Linked DNA regions of Homo sapiens: all the other regions are linked to region 2. The links are chromatin contacts, found by Hi-C or POLR2A ChIA-PET in ENCODE. All regions are on one chromosome and are shown on one strand. The core of a region is the stretch at or near the end of the contact, and the rest is flanking DNA. Distances in the headings are between cores, read along the strand shown.

The links. Hi-C counts contacts between places; a loop is a spot of excess contacts on that map. ChIA-PET counts read pairs that join two places held with the same protein, here RNA polymerase II (POLR2A). Pooled maps may share reads with other maps.
Region 1: a pooled map shows a loop between it and region 2 (2.1-fold over the local background). The contact joins the promoter of ATG101 here to the enhancer-like site in region 2. A Hi-C loop is called at or near these places in 5 of 37 single-sample maps with no recorded cell type and 11 of 50 pooled maps. POLR2A ChIA-PET finds 5 or more read pairs at or near these places in 2 of 52 experiments (T-cell and activated CD4-positive, alpha-beta T cell).
Region 3: POLR2A ChIA-PET joins it to region 2 with 16 read pairs in BJ. The contact joins two enhancer-like sites. A Hi-C loop is called at or near these places in 3 of 168 maps with a recorded cell type or tissue (B cell, CD4-positive, alpha-beta memory T cell and heart left ventricle) and 5 of 50 pooled maps. POLR2A ChIA-PET finds 5 or more read pairs at or near these places in 6 of 52 experiments (AG04450, BJ, H1 and 3 more).

What each region holds. Positions count from the first base shown.
Region 1 is chr12:52,067,398-52,071,292 of GRCh38, reverse strand. ATG101 (autophagy related 101) reads right to left here and starts at 1,315. Exons shown (of 4, transcript NM_021934.5): 1 at 1,051-1,315; 2 at 810-939. RefSeq lists enhancers at 967-1,682, 1,560-1,849.
Region 2 is chr12:51,975,195-51,979,378 of GRCh38, reverse strand. It overlaps ACVR1B (activin A receptor type 1B), which reads right to left. Exons shown (of 9, transcript NM_004302.5): 2 at 3,875-4,114; 3 at 2,804-3,052. Among named protein-coding and RNA genes, the nearest start is that of ACVR1B, 26 kb to the right of the region's middle. Within about 2 kb of position 1,703, at least 3 of the 41 ENCODE cell types and tissues checked have a DNase peak (open chromatin) inside an H3K27ac peak, as active enhancers do.
Region 3 is chr12:51,863,038-51,867,515 of GRCh38, reverse strand. No RefSeq gene overlaps it. Among named protein-coding and RNA genes, the nearest start is that of FIGNL2, 17 kb to the right of the region's middle. RefSeq lists an enhancer at 3,992-4,478. Within about 2 kb of position 3,228, at least 3 of the 41 ENCODE cell types and tissues checked have a DNase peak (open chromatin) inside an H3K27ac peak, as active enhancers do.

The DNA of each region.
Region 1 (3,895 bases), core at 66-2,565, 92 kb before region 2:
ATCTGGTTGACAGATGGTGAATATAAAAAGTATATTTCAGTTTGTGTCTGCCCCTTTTAAACTGTTGCTCAGCACAGGATACAGGGCAACGGTCTGTGGACCGCACAGAGATCAGGCCAGCTCTGCCTCTCAGCTGGCGATCAGCTCGCGTCTACCTGTACTATCAAGCACCATCACGTTTTGTTTTTGTCTCTACCACTAGGCAAACAATTCCTATATTCTGCTTATAGGGCAGAGACTATATTCCATTCATCACTATAATGGTAATTCCTAGTACCTTCTACAAAACAACTGCTCAATTGAGCCCAACCCAGGAATTCCAGGTTCTTCCAGGGGTTGCTGGATTAGTTTCTCCTACATGCTTGGATCAAGAAGGAGAAGGGCTCTCTTGCTCGTTTTGCCCTCCAGTTTTACTCCATCCAGCAGTTTTCTTCCCATCTAGAGACTCCCGGCTCTGGTCCGGCTCCCTTTCTTCCACGACTTCTCCCTCTTGTGTCCCCCGCAATCGTTCACACAAGCCACACATCTCACTTGTGCCCCAAGCCTGGGCTCCTCCCTCATTCTACGTGCTATTTTAGGATCCACTCCTCCAAGAAGTCAGTCCTGACCAACCCCATTCTCCTTCCCACAGCTGCCACATTTGGTCTGTGAAAACCTTGTTGTCCCCTGCCCCACACAGTGAGCAGTGAGCAAGCAGGGCCCACCAGAGTAGGGTCTGGAAAGTCTCGTCCCTCTTGTCCCCCCGAGTGGCAGAGGCTAACAGCCGCCTTCTCAAGCCTGGCTGGAGCACAGGGTGCGCCCATTCCCACCTTGAGTGTAGAGTTTGGAGCACGGATTCCTCAAGCTCGGCTCATGCCCTTCCTCCTCCTCCTCACGCCCTGGTGCGACCTCCGCAGGTACGCTTCAACCTCCGCACGGCGCTGAGCCACAAGAGACCAGCTAAAAGCAAAACCAGAAAACTTACTTGGCTCCATATCAAGAGACTCGGGACGGACGCAGGAAGGAATTCCCGCCCGGGTCCCGTATCCCCCGCCGCCACTACGCGCGAACCTCCACAGTCCACGTAACCAGGGAGGAACGGACTCCTCGGGTGTCTCGGGGGCGGCGCCCCGCGCCCAGGCTGGCTGGACTCGGAAGCTGGAGGAGCGCCCGCGTTCCACTGCCCCGGGGGATGCCCACGCCGGCACAGGAGAGGGGGCACACGGTTAAAACAGCTCCCACCTCCCCCAACCACAGTCCACGACCAGCCTCTCAGATGCCACCACTCTCCCGGCAGGCTCCAGACCACCTGGGTCGGAGGCTGAGCCGGGACCGGAAGCCGCACCGCCCCCCGCGCGCCGGGAAGCTCACCAGATCCCACGGCCCCGGAGGGGGCACCTGCCCAGCTCGCCGGGCCCCCGCACGCATGTAGCCGCCCACAACATCCGCGTAGTCACAGAAGCACACGCAGATAGTCATGCGTTGCTCTCTGATCTGGGGGCTGCTCCTTTCGTGGTTATGTCTCGGATTTTAAGAGTTGATGGTGATGAAGATCCCCCTCATGTGGACGAGTCCATTCAGCCCACCACCGAGAACGCTGTGGTGTTTCGGCCCGTACAACTCACTTCCGCCATAGAGACTGGAGGGAAGGAGGAGCCCTACGGGCTCTCGGCCGCCTCCCTAGGCCGAGCGGAGTCATCGGCGGCGAGCCTGGCCGGGAGACGCTGACGCGGTGCCCAACTCAGTCCGGACTGAGAGGTCTGGAAGGAACACTGATCACCGCAAGATGAGGGGCGTACCCCGTAGAGAGAGGTCCTGGAGATGAGCCCACACCGCTGTACTGCAGGACGCCCAGTGGATGGCAAAACTTGAGTTTGTTGAATGTGCGTAACAGACGGGATCCCTGGCCCTCCACCCACACAGATGCTGGAGAAAGGGGCTTCATCTCTCAGTGTTGCCTTTATGCAGCAGCACTACTTGATACCCCATGGTGACCAATCTGGTGACAGTCCTTCGGAGGCTAGTAATTCGGCCATTGCTTCTCTGCGTGACCCTCAACATCACTCATCCTTTCTGATGCTCTCTATAAACAGGTGGCTGTTGTGAGGATCACAGGAGATAACTCATATGAAAGATTTCTGTGACCTGTAAAGTCTAATATGAATACAAGTGTATTTTTAGTGCTGTGTAACTTCCTGGAGCGCATTTGGTTCTCCATGTAGATTGTAAGCCCAGAGCAGACAGGGCTTCGAGAGCTCGGTTAATGCACCCACCTCCAATAGGAGGCAGTATTTTTTTTTTTTTTTTTTTTTTTTTTTTTTTTGAGACGGCGTCTCGCTCTGTCGCCCAGGCTGGAGTGCAGTGGCGCTATCTCGGCTCACTGCAAGCTCCGCCTCCTGGGTTCACGTCATTCTCCTGCCTCAGCCTCCCGAGTAGCTGGGACTACAGGCGCCCACCACCACGCCCGGCTAATTTTTTTTGTATTTTTTTTAGTAGAGACGGGTTTTCACCGTGTTAGCCAGGATGGTCTCGATATCCTGACCTCGTGATCTGCCCGCCTCGGCCTCCCAAAGTGCTGGGATTACAGGCGTGAGCCACCGCGACCGGCCAGGAGGCATTCTTAAGGTGTTAGCTGGGGATTACCATGCTCATTTTCTGGCCCATTGGGGTGCCTCACGCCTGTGATCCCAACATTTTGGAAGGCTTAGGACAGAGCATCACCTGGGGCCGGGGGTTCAAGACCAGCCTGGTCGACATAGTGAGACTCCCATCTTTAAAATAAAAATTAAAAATTTAGCTGGGCGTGTTGGTGTACCCCTGTAGTCCCAGCTACTTCAGAGGCTGAGGTGGAGGATCACCTGAGCCCAGGAGGTTGAAGCTGCAGTGAGCTATAATCACGCCACTGCATTGCAGGCTGAATGACAAAACAAGATCCTGTCTCAAAAAGAAAAAAAAAAAAAAGTCGGGTGTGATGGCTCATGCCTGTAATCCCGGTACTTTGGGAGGTCGAGGCTGATGGATCACTCGAGGTCAGGAGTTTGAGACCAGCCTGGCCAATATGGTGAAACCTCATCTCTACCAAAAATACAAAAAAAAAAAAAAAGCCAGGTGTGGTGTCAGGCACCTGTAATCCCAGCTACTTGGGAGGCTGAGGCAGAAGAATTGCTTGAACCTGGGAGGTGGAGGTTGCAATGAGCTGAGACTGCACCACGGCACTCCAGCCTGGGCAACGGAGAGAAACCCTGTCTCAAAAAAAAAAAAAAAGCTGATTTTTCTAACACATGCTTTTATTTCCCAAAACGATAATAGATAACATTTATTAGGTGGAATGGAAAGGTCATGATTTTAAATACCATATATGTGTACATATAAATTTAAACCTGATACTAATCAATCCTGCAATATAGATAAGAAATTGGGCCGGGCATGGTGGCTCACGCCTGTAATCCCAGCACTTTGGGAGGCCGAGGCAGGTGGATCATTTGAGGTCATGAGTTCGAGACCAGCCTAACCAACATGGTGAAACCCTGTCTCTACTAAAAATACAAAAAAAAAAAAAATAGCCAAGCTTGGTGGCACACACCTGTAATGCCAGCTACTCCGGAGGCTGAGTCAGGAGAATCGCTTGAACCGGGGAGGCAGAGGTTGCAGTGAGCAGAGATCACACCACTGCACTCCAGCCTGGTGAAAGAGCGAGACTCCGTCTCAAAAAAAAAAAAAGAAAAAGAAAGTGACTGGGGAGAGGTTAAGTAAGTGGCCCAAGGTCATTCAGTAAATAACAGAGCCTTGAGTTCAAATCGAAAGCTCTTTGCCACTATGGGAGCTCTCTTTCTGGCTGGCTTCTTCAGCCAACTCTCTCCTATGTACCACCACTCTCCAATACACCCCCACCCACCAGTGGTGTCCTGATAAATGC
Region 2 (4,184 bases), core at 454-2,953:
TCTCCTGCCTCAGCCTTCTGAGTAGCTGGGATTACAGGTGCCCGCCACCACACCCAGATAATTTTTGTATTTTTAGTAGAGATGGGGGTTTCATCATGTTGGTCAGGCTGGTCTCGAACTCCTGACCTGAGGTGATCTACCCGCCTCGGCCTCCCAAAGTGCTGGGATTACAGGTGTGAGCCACCGTGCCTGGCCTTTTTTTTTTTTTTTTTTTTGAGACGGAGCTTTGCTCTTGCTGCCCAGGCTGGAGTGCAATGGCATGATCTGGGCTCACTGCAACCTCTGCCTCCCGGGTTCAAGCAATTCTCCTGCCTCAGCTTCCCAAGTAGCTGGAATTATAGGCGTGTGCCACTACACCCGGCTAATTTTTTGTATTTAGTAGAGACGAGGTTTCACCATGTTAGTCAGGCTGGTCTCAAACTTTTGACCTCATGTGATCTGCCCGGCCTCAAGACTCCTTTAAATGTGCCCTCCTCTGTGAGACTCTTCCCAACAATTCCTGTCTCTCTGATCCAATCCTGGGTCAGCCTTTTTTTTTTTTTTTTTTTTGAGACGGAGTCTCGCTCTGTTGCCCAGGCTGGAGTGCAGTGGCGTGATCTCGGCTCACTGCAAGCTCCGCCTCCCAGGTTCACACCATTCTCCTGCCTCAGCCTCTTGAGTACCTGGGACTACAGGCGCCGCCACCACGCCCGGCTAATTTTTTGTATTTTTAGTAGAGACAGGGTTTCACCATGTTAGCCAGGATGGTCTGGATCTCCTCTGACCTCATGATCCACCCACCTCAGCCTCCCAAAGTGCTGGGATTACAGGCGTGAGCCACCGCGCCTGGCCGGGTCAGGCTCTTTCTAATCTGTTTAAAACCATATCACCCAGAAGGTATTCAGTATATACTTATTTAAATGAATTGAAAGTCATATGAGCAGCATGGACTTACTACTTTAAAAACCACATTATTAGAAACCTAACACCTTGGAAGCTCTGCATATTCTGAATGAAGAATATACTAAACCACTCAGAGGGAAATAGTTATTAACCATTTTACCACAGACGACTAAACAACTACCATGGCCCTTCCCTTGTTTCAGCTGGTCTGGGTCTTAAAAAGACTTTGGAAAACCCAATCTACCCTCCTCTAGCAGCAAATCAATTCCCACAGTCAGCCAGGAGGTTCTAACCACTGCCCTACCTCTTTCAACAAGGAACAAGCCCTAGATTTTTGCTGTTTCTAAAAATATGCAGCTTTTAAATATATCCATCATTTTGGTGCTCTCTACTGCAGAGCTTAATAAAAGCAAAGCCACTGAAATTCAGGAGATGTCACAGCTCAAAGTACTCCCGTGTCAAGCAGAATGTCTGGGCATGACTGATGGCATAATTTCCCCACAGAACAACAGTCTTGTCCCACGTCAAGGAAACATACATAAAAACACGCAAAGTTCTCACAAATAAGATCCTCTGCGTTTTAGCTAGAATGGCAACAGTGATCTTTGTGGATGTTTTTTTTCTTTTTTAAGAATGGACTTGAAGCCAAGAATTTGAGACCAGCCTGGGCAACAAAGTGAAACCTTCCACAAAAAAAAAAAAAAAAAAAAAAATTGCCAGGCTTGGTGGCACATGCCTGACATCTCAGCTACTCAGGAGACTAAGGTGGAGGATCTCTTGAGCCCAGGAGGTTAAGGCTGCAGTCAGCTGTGATTGCACAATGGCACTGCAGCCTGGGCAACAACAGAGCGAGACCATATCTTAAAACAAAAAAAAAAAAAAAAAAAAAGGAATGCAATACCATTGTCACAAAAATAATGGTTTATCTTCATTAAAAAAATTCTTTACGAGGCAGGCGGATCACTTGAGGTCAAGAACACAAGACCAGCCTGACTGATGTGGCGAAACCTTGTCTCTACTAAAAATACAAAAATTAGTCGCTGTGGTGGCGCATTCCTGTAATCCCAGCTACTCAGGAGGCTGAGGCAGGAGAATCACTTGAACCAGGCAGGTGGAGGTTTCAGAGAGCGGAAATTGCGCCACTGCACTCCTGCCTGGGAAACAGAGCAAGACTCTGTTTCTAAATAAATAAATACATAAATAAGTAAGTAAAAAAATTCTTTTGCATTCATGTTCACATTTAATAGCTAGCTGAGCTATACCCTGAGACCTAAACAACCCCGAGCTCCTTTATCTTAAATTCTCGTCTTATGCCAAGGTCCAGTGTTTGGTTCATTTCCCTCATCTGAGAAAGACTTGGTCAACAAAAGGCAGTACAGGAAATAGTGCTGATGCTATGCTGGAGGCCCACACTGCCTTTATTTTCACCCCCACCAAAAACCCTTGGGCAACTGGTACAAGTCAATGATTCACCAAATCCCAACTCTAAGCTTTACTGGATGTCCTTAAACTCCCCTTGTGGTTGCTCAGAGATCAATGATTAGCTGTCACCACCTCACAGGAATCTGGCACACTCCTGTTTCTCAAAAGGGGCCCTGAAATTGAGCACTCCACTGCTCAGGTGGGACCAGCTGAATTTTAATAGATGTACGTACAGTTGCAAAGCTTAGAGAGGCAGGACTTCTGTAGTGGATAATTGTGTACTAGACCTTGGGAATCCCACGGAATGAGAGATTTTCTGTGAACCCATTATCTTATCTTATTACACGTCAGACTCCAAAAGAAGGGGAACTAGGAAACCAAATGACTCAATGCTGGTAGAAACAAATGCAGGGCCTCCAGCCTTCTCTACAAGCACTCTATCCTGCTGGGAAACTGATGAAAGCCAACCACAGACATGATGCCCTGAAGAACTTGGTACCTGAGCCAGACCCTGAGGTGGAGAGATCGTAGACAAGATCCTGGAGCGTCTTGTCTTTGGAGAGACACATCTCACATGAGGGATCTTCCATGTCCAGTCTCTGGCGGTTGTGATAGACACGCTGATGATAGTTAATGACAAGGAAAACAATGATGATGATGAGGAACAGGAGGAACACCGGGCCGGCGATGATGCCTACCAGCTCCACCGGGCCCCACATGGACGGGTGCTCAGGCTCCTTGAGGTGACCTGAGTCAAGTGAGAGAGGAGAGGGAAAGAATGAGAAGTAAAAACAAGGGAAAGAGTAAAAACACCCCCCTCAAAGTGAAGAGTGAAAAAGACCCCTTTCCCTGTCGATGTGTTCAGGCTCCCTTGATCTCTCTAATCTTCTGGGCTAGTCTTGCTGCCTAGATGCTCTCAAATGCCCAACTTCTTTAGTTAAGGCACCTCTTTCCACAGTCAAACCCACAACCCACTTTGTCACCTCACGCATTTCGTGGTACTATCCCCGCCTCAGGCCCCTACACAGATGCCTGTTTCTGCCCTTTAACTTCCCACAGCTCCTCTAAGCTCTGCTTTAGTTTCTCTCCTTTTCCTGTGGGCTCCACAGTAATGCCTCCTGAATGGTAGGCTTGCAAAAGGATGGTATGTGGTGTTTCTCGGCTTTGGTCACTGGCCTTTTCCTATTCTGGTCCCTCCTCACATCTAACCATCATCCTCCCTTGAGGAGTCACCTTTGCTCGGCTCTGGGGCCATCTCTTTCTGGATCAGTCCCACATCCTCCCGTGGGAATCCCTGCCTGGTTCTTCCACTCCTCACCGCTGCCTATGGCTGCTAAGCCACTACTCTAAACACTGCGGGCACCTCTGGGACTAACTTGAAAATCTGCTTCCTCACCCTCTAATCTACAAAAGCAACTGCTGAGAAACCCCAGCCTTTGTCACCTTCGGGAACATCCAAAAGGCATCTTTATCGTCAAACCAAGTGAGTGGGCAAGAGTAGAAAAAAATGAAATGACGGGGTACCCTATCTCCAAGCTGAGCCACTAGCCCAACAAGGGCATGCACTCACCACTGGGCACCCTCAAGTCGATCCTGTTGCAGTAGTCAGTGTAGCAGCAGTGGGTGTTGCGCAGGTCCTCCGAGCTCAGGCAGTAGAAGGGCTTCCCGGCAGGGACCAGCTCCACTTTGGGGATGCAGGTGCGCACATGGTGCTCCATCCCATCCAGATTGAAAATGGAAACCATGCAGGCCCCATCTGTCTCACACGTGTAGTTGGCCTGGAGGCAGCTGGTGCACGCACACAGCAGAGCTGCAGGAAATTGGGGAGCAGACATTGACATCAATGGTGAGATCTTTTGCAGGTCCTTTTCCAAACTTAG
Region 3 (4,478 bases), core at 1,979-4,478, 110 kb after region 2:
GTCTGAAGGGACACAAATACCAGGTCAAGGAATTTTGACTTGAGTTTGTTATAACAAATTGAAGTATCTGCAGGAAGGGGTAGACAGGAACAAAAATGGCCAAACACATGAAGCTGACAAGAAGTAAAATAAGAAGGCAAGGGCCAGCCTAAGTGATAAAAAGGCCATTCACTCATCTGGGCCTCAGACCTGGGAGACAATAGGGATTGGTGAGGTTTCCAGAATTCCCTCAATGGTGCATAGGTAAGCCCCAGGGATACCTTGTAAAGGCCACAGTTGTTACTCAGCCCCAGCCACTTGTTGCCATCCAAGAATGCAAACATATTGCCAGTGTTTTCAAGAAAATTTAAAAATAGAGCGATGTGCACTATTTAAAAATAGTGACTGGAGCCTGTAATCTCAGCTACTCAGGAGGCTGAAGCGGGAGGATCACTTGGGCCCAGGAATTAAGGCTGCAGTGAGCTATGATTGCACCACTGCACTCCAGCCTGAGGGACAAAGCAAGACTCCGCCTTAAATTTTTTTTTTTTTTTTTTAAACAGGGTTGCACTCTGTCACCCAGGTTGGAGTACAATGGCACCACGCCACTCAGCTTACTGCAGCCTCTGCCTGCTGGGCTCAAGCAATCCTCCCACCTTAGTCTCCTGAGTAGCTGGGACTACAAGCACACACCACCACACCTGGCTATGTTTTTTTGTTGTTGTTTCCTTTTTTTTTTTTTTTTTTTGTAAAGACGCGGTTTCGCCGTGTTGCTCAGGCTGGTCTCTAATTCCTGGGCTCAAGTGATCTGCCCACCTCGCCTTCCAAAGTGCTCTGATTACAGGCGTGAGTCACTATGCCCAGCCAAAAAAAAATTTTTTTTAATAAATGTAGATTTTGGTGTTGCCTCCTGGCTTTTAAATCTTGACAACTATTTTTAAAAAAGTTTAATTATGTGAGTGCCCTAACTACACAGGACACAAACATAATGGGACTAGATTTGGCCCACTGGCCACCAGTCTTCAATGGCTTCAGAGTTGCTGGAAAGCTATTGGAAGTTGTGCAAGGAGGGAAACAATCCGAATAACAGGCCTGAGTTTTAGGACACTCGCTCAGGGGCAGTGTGGAGGAATGGACTGGTAGCAGAAGGTGAATGGGGGCAGTTGCAGTTGTCCAGGCCAGAGGGGCTGAGGCCTGAACAAAAGTGGCTGACCGGGAGATGGGGAAGACTCCCCAGGCACACTGTAGGGATCTTCAGGGATTGGCCCACCCTGGGAAGTTAAAGGTTTAAAGTCTCCTATCCCTTTGTCCCCTCTGAGGGATTGCAAAACATCATCATCTAGTGGGTGGAGAGGCCTATTTAGAGTTGGATACCCCTGGAAATTCCCAAGGGTGGGTGCTGGCAGGCCACCCCATGGGGCTAGTAAGACATTCCAAACTGCCTGCAGAGGGAGGGGTTGTCCTGGGGGAGGGGCTCAGGAATCTGGCCTGGCCTTCAGGAAGACCCCAGCCAGCCCTAATGGGAACCACACGTGGGGTGAGTTTGGAATCCCGGATTGCCTGTGACGTTTGGCTTTGGAATCGGACACTTGGCTGGGGTCGCTCCTGACCTGCTGAAGTCTGAGGCCTCCCAGCCCCAGCTCTCCTCCTAATCGCTGCCAGACGCATTCTGCCCTGGGGCCTGCCTGGTTTCTGGAGAGAGGGTGCTCCTTGGACCCCACTTGCTGTAAGATCATCATCTACACCCTGGGGGAGTAGGGGTCCTCAGGCAGGAATTCCAGGCTTCCTGCACGGCCAAGGGTTGATGCTCTCAGAGATTGCCGACCAAGAAGTTCCTTCCAGTGTCCATCAAAACAGTATTCCCTGAATTTACAACCCTCTTGGAGTCCTGATGGCTTCTGGCCTTGCAGAGACCGGTACCCTCAGCCTCCACCCCTCCCCTGCAGCGTCTGCGGGTGCTCTGTGGCTCTGGCAGTCGGAGCCTCCCCCCATGCCCCACAGGGTTAATTCCTTGCACCATCCTCAGGCACTAGGAGCAAGGAGCAGTCCAAAGGGCAGGGGACAAGCCCTGTGAACAGGTGGTTTGCTCCTGAGGAGTCCTTGAAAATCCAGAGGAGGGAAATGAGTCTCTCCTAGCACACTTCCCAAGACTTTCTCTTCCTCCCGACCCAAATACCTCCTTGTCTGAGGACTAGAGCTGCCGCGTGAAGAGATGTGTCAATACATCATAGAGGGCCTAGAAAAACTCTTGGTCTTTATTTGAGTGGCTCACCCAGTCCTTGAGCCATGGCTGTCATCACATCTGCTAAGCCCTCTTCATAACCCTCTGACTATTGTGTGTGTGTGTGGGTGGAGGATGCAGTTTCTGCTTAAGTCCCTGACACTCCCAAGGGCCCCCTCAGGCCCAGCCCCCTCCCCCTTGGTACCCTCTTTGAGAACTTCCAGGCAGCCTGCTCAGCATCAGGCCAGGGGCCCAGGAGCTCGGACAGGCTGCATTCCTGAGGGCAGGGAAGAGGAGGGGAGGACTGTACAAAGCCCACTACTCCCTTCCAGCACACACCCGGAGCTGCCCAGACTGATGCTCTCTCTAGCCACGCTGAGGATGGCCAGTGTAGCTCCATAAAAACCCGGCAGTAGGGCCAGGGAAGTAGGGGCTCTTCTAAAGATTAAGCCTTCTGTGCCCTGGAGCTCTTCCACTCCCGGTGGGACCTAAGGTTCCAGCATGAATAGGAGCTCATGGTGGGCACTGGGTAAAGGGTCGTGCGGCGAGGTGACCAGGCGTTGAGCAGACACAGCCCCCTTGGCATAACTTAACATTCCTTCTGCAGGGCAGCTCAGTCTCCCAAAAGTCTCTAGAGAGGGCGCAGGGACCTCCAGAGAGAAATCAGACCCAGCCGAATGGAAGCCCGGCAGCCGCTGCAGAAGCTGACAGCACGCTGGGGAGGAGCGGCACCTCCTCTGGAGCTGAGGATTCGGGTAGTCCCTCCAACCCAGTCCGTCCCCATCCCCCAGCCCGATTTCGGGAAGCTCTCCCAATGAATATTTAATAGCATAGCGCTAGGCCTGATTGAATTTTAATGCTGGCGACCCGAGCCCGGAGCCCAAGTCCAGGCAATTAGTCAGGAGCCATTAACGCTGACGGAGCTGATTTACGGGCGGGACCGGGCCCCGGGCCGGGGGCGCCCAGGATGGCGGGCGGCCGGGGATTGGGCGGACTGAGCCTCTGCGGCAGCCAATCTTTGCGGCTGCCTCGGCCTACTTTGCATCTCATTTGCATAGCGCTCCCAGGGGCAGCCCGGGGCACGGCCTGGGGAGGCCCTGTGCCGGGGGTCTGGGAGGCGGGAGGGTGATGGGGAGTGGGGCCCAGGCGTGGCCCTCCTCCCGGGGCCGGACTAGAATTTATGGCAAAACCTCTCTCGGTTTGCACGTGGAATTCCATCAGACAATCCCGCTGTTCCCTGGTAGGGTCCAGGTCTGAGGGCAAATTCCAAAGGCAACGGAGGGGAGCAGAGACCAGGGCCGACCTGGAAGCCAGGCAGCTCCGCTGCGTCTCGGGACCTAACAAAGGGCGCCGCGGTTAGCAGAGGGAGGAGCCTTTCCCGCCCTTGCTGTGTGCCAGGCGCTGTGCCTGCCTAAATCTCCACTTTCCTGCCCTGCTGCCCACCCCCTCCCGGCCCCGCCCTCCTCCCCCGGCCTCTCAGAGGGGGCATCTACGCTGATGGGAATGGAGCTGGTGGTTTTCAGGGTTTTTGTGGTTTTCAGGCTGGATTATGCCCCAGAAGGCTAGGGAGGAAGCCAAGGGCCCTCGGAGGAGACGGCCCTCCTCTCCGCCTTGCCCCTCATCCCTCTGACCTGTGTGAATGAGCTGGGACTCAGCCTGGAGGGCTCTATTGAACTATGCCCGACCTCTTAAATCATAGGTCAAGGATTTAGCTGGCCTGTCTGCTGCCACTCTGGCAGGTGGCCTCCTCCTCGCCAGCCCCACCCCTTTCCCAGCGGGTCCACGGAGCTGTGGTGGTGCTGCGGTGGAAGGCGGCATCCTTCCCTTTGCAGTCAGGCGTCCCCATGGGGTCAGACCTCCCTTGAGCTGGCACGGAGAAAGCCCACGGTTTGTACTGGGGGCATGGGCAATGGAGTAGGGTGGATAGAGCTCTGGGCTGGAAGGCCAGAACCTACACGGAGGCAGTGGGGAGGTTGGCAGAGAATGGAGAGACATTAGTCAAGGAAGGCTTCCTGTTAGAGGCAGGGCAGAGTAGAGACTGGAAGGGAGGGAGGGAAGGGGTCAAGGAAAAAGGAAAGGAGAAGAAATCTTCCACAGGGGATCATCCTGTTTGAGGCAAGAGAGAGTAAGCTGAAAGCCCAAAGAGCCTCACGCTGAGTTTGGTATTCTAGTGCAGAGGCTCAGCAGGAGGCTGCCCTCCTAGGCCTAACCCGAAGACGCAGGCTGTGAAGGGATGAAGGGATGATGACCTTATTATCACCGTTTAAGGAGTACCTGC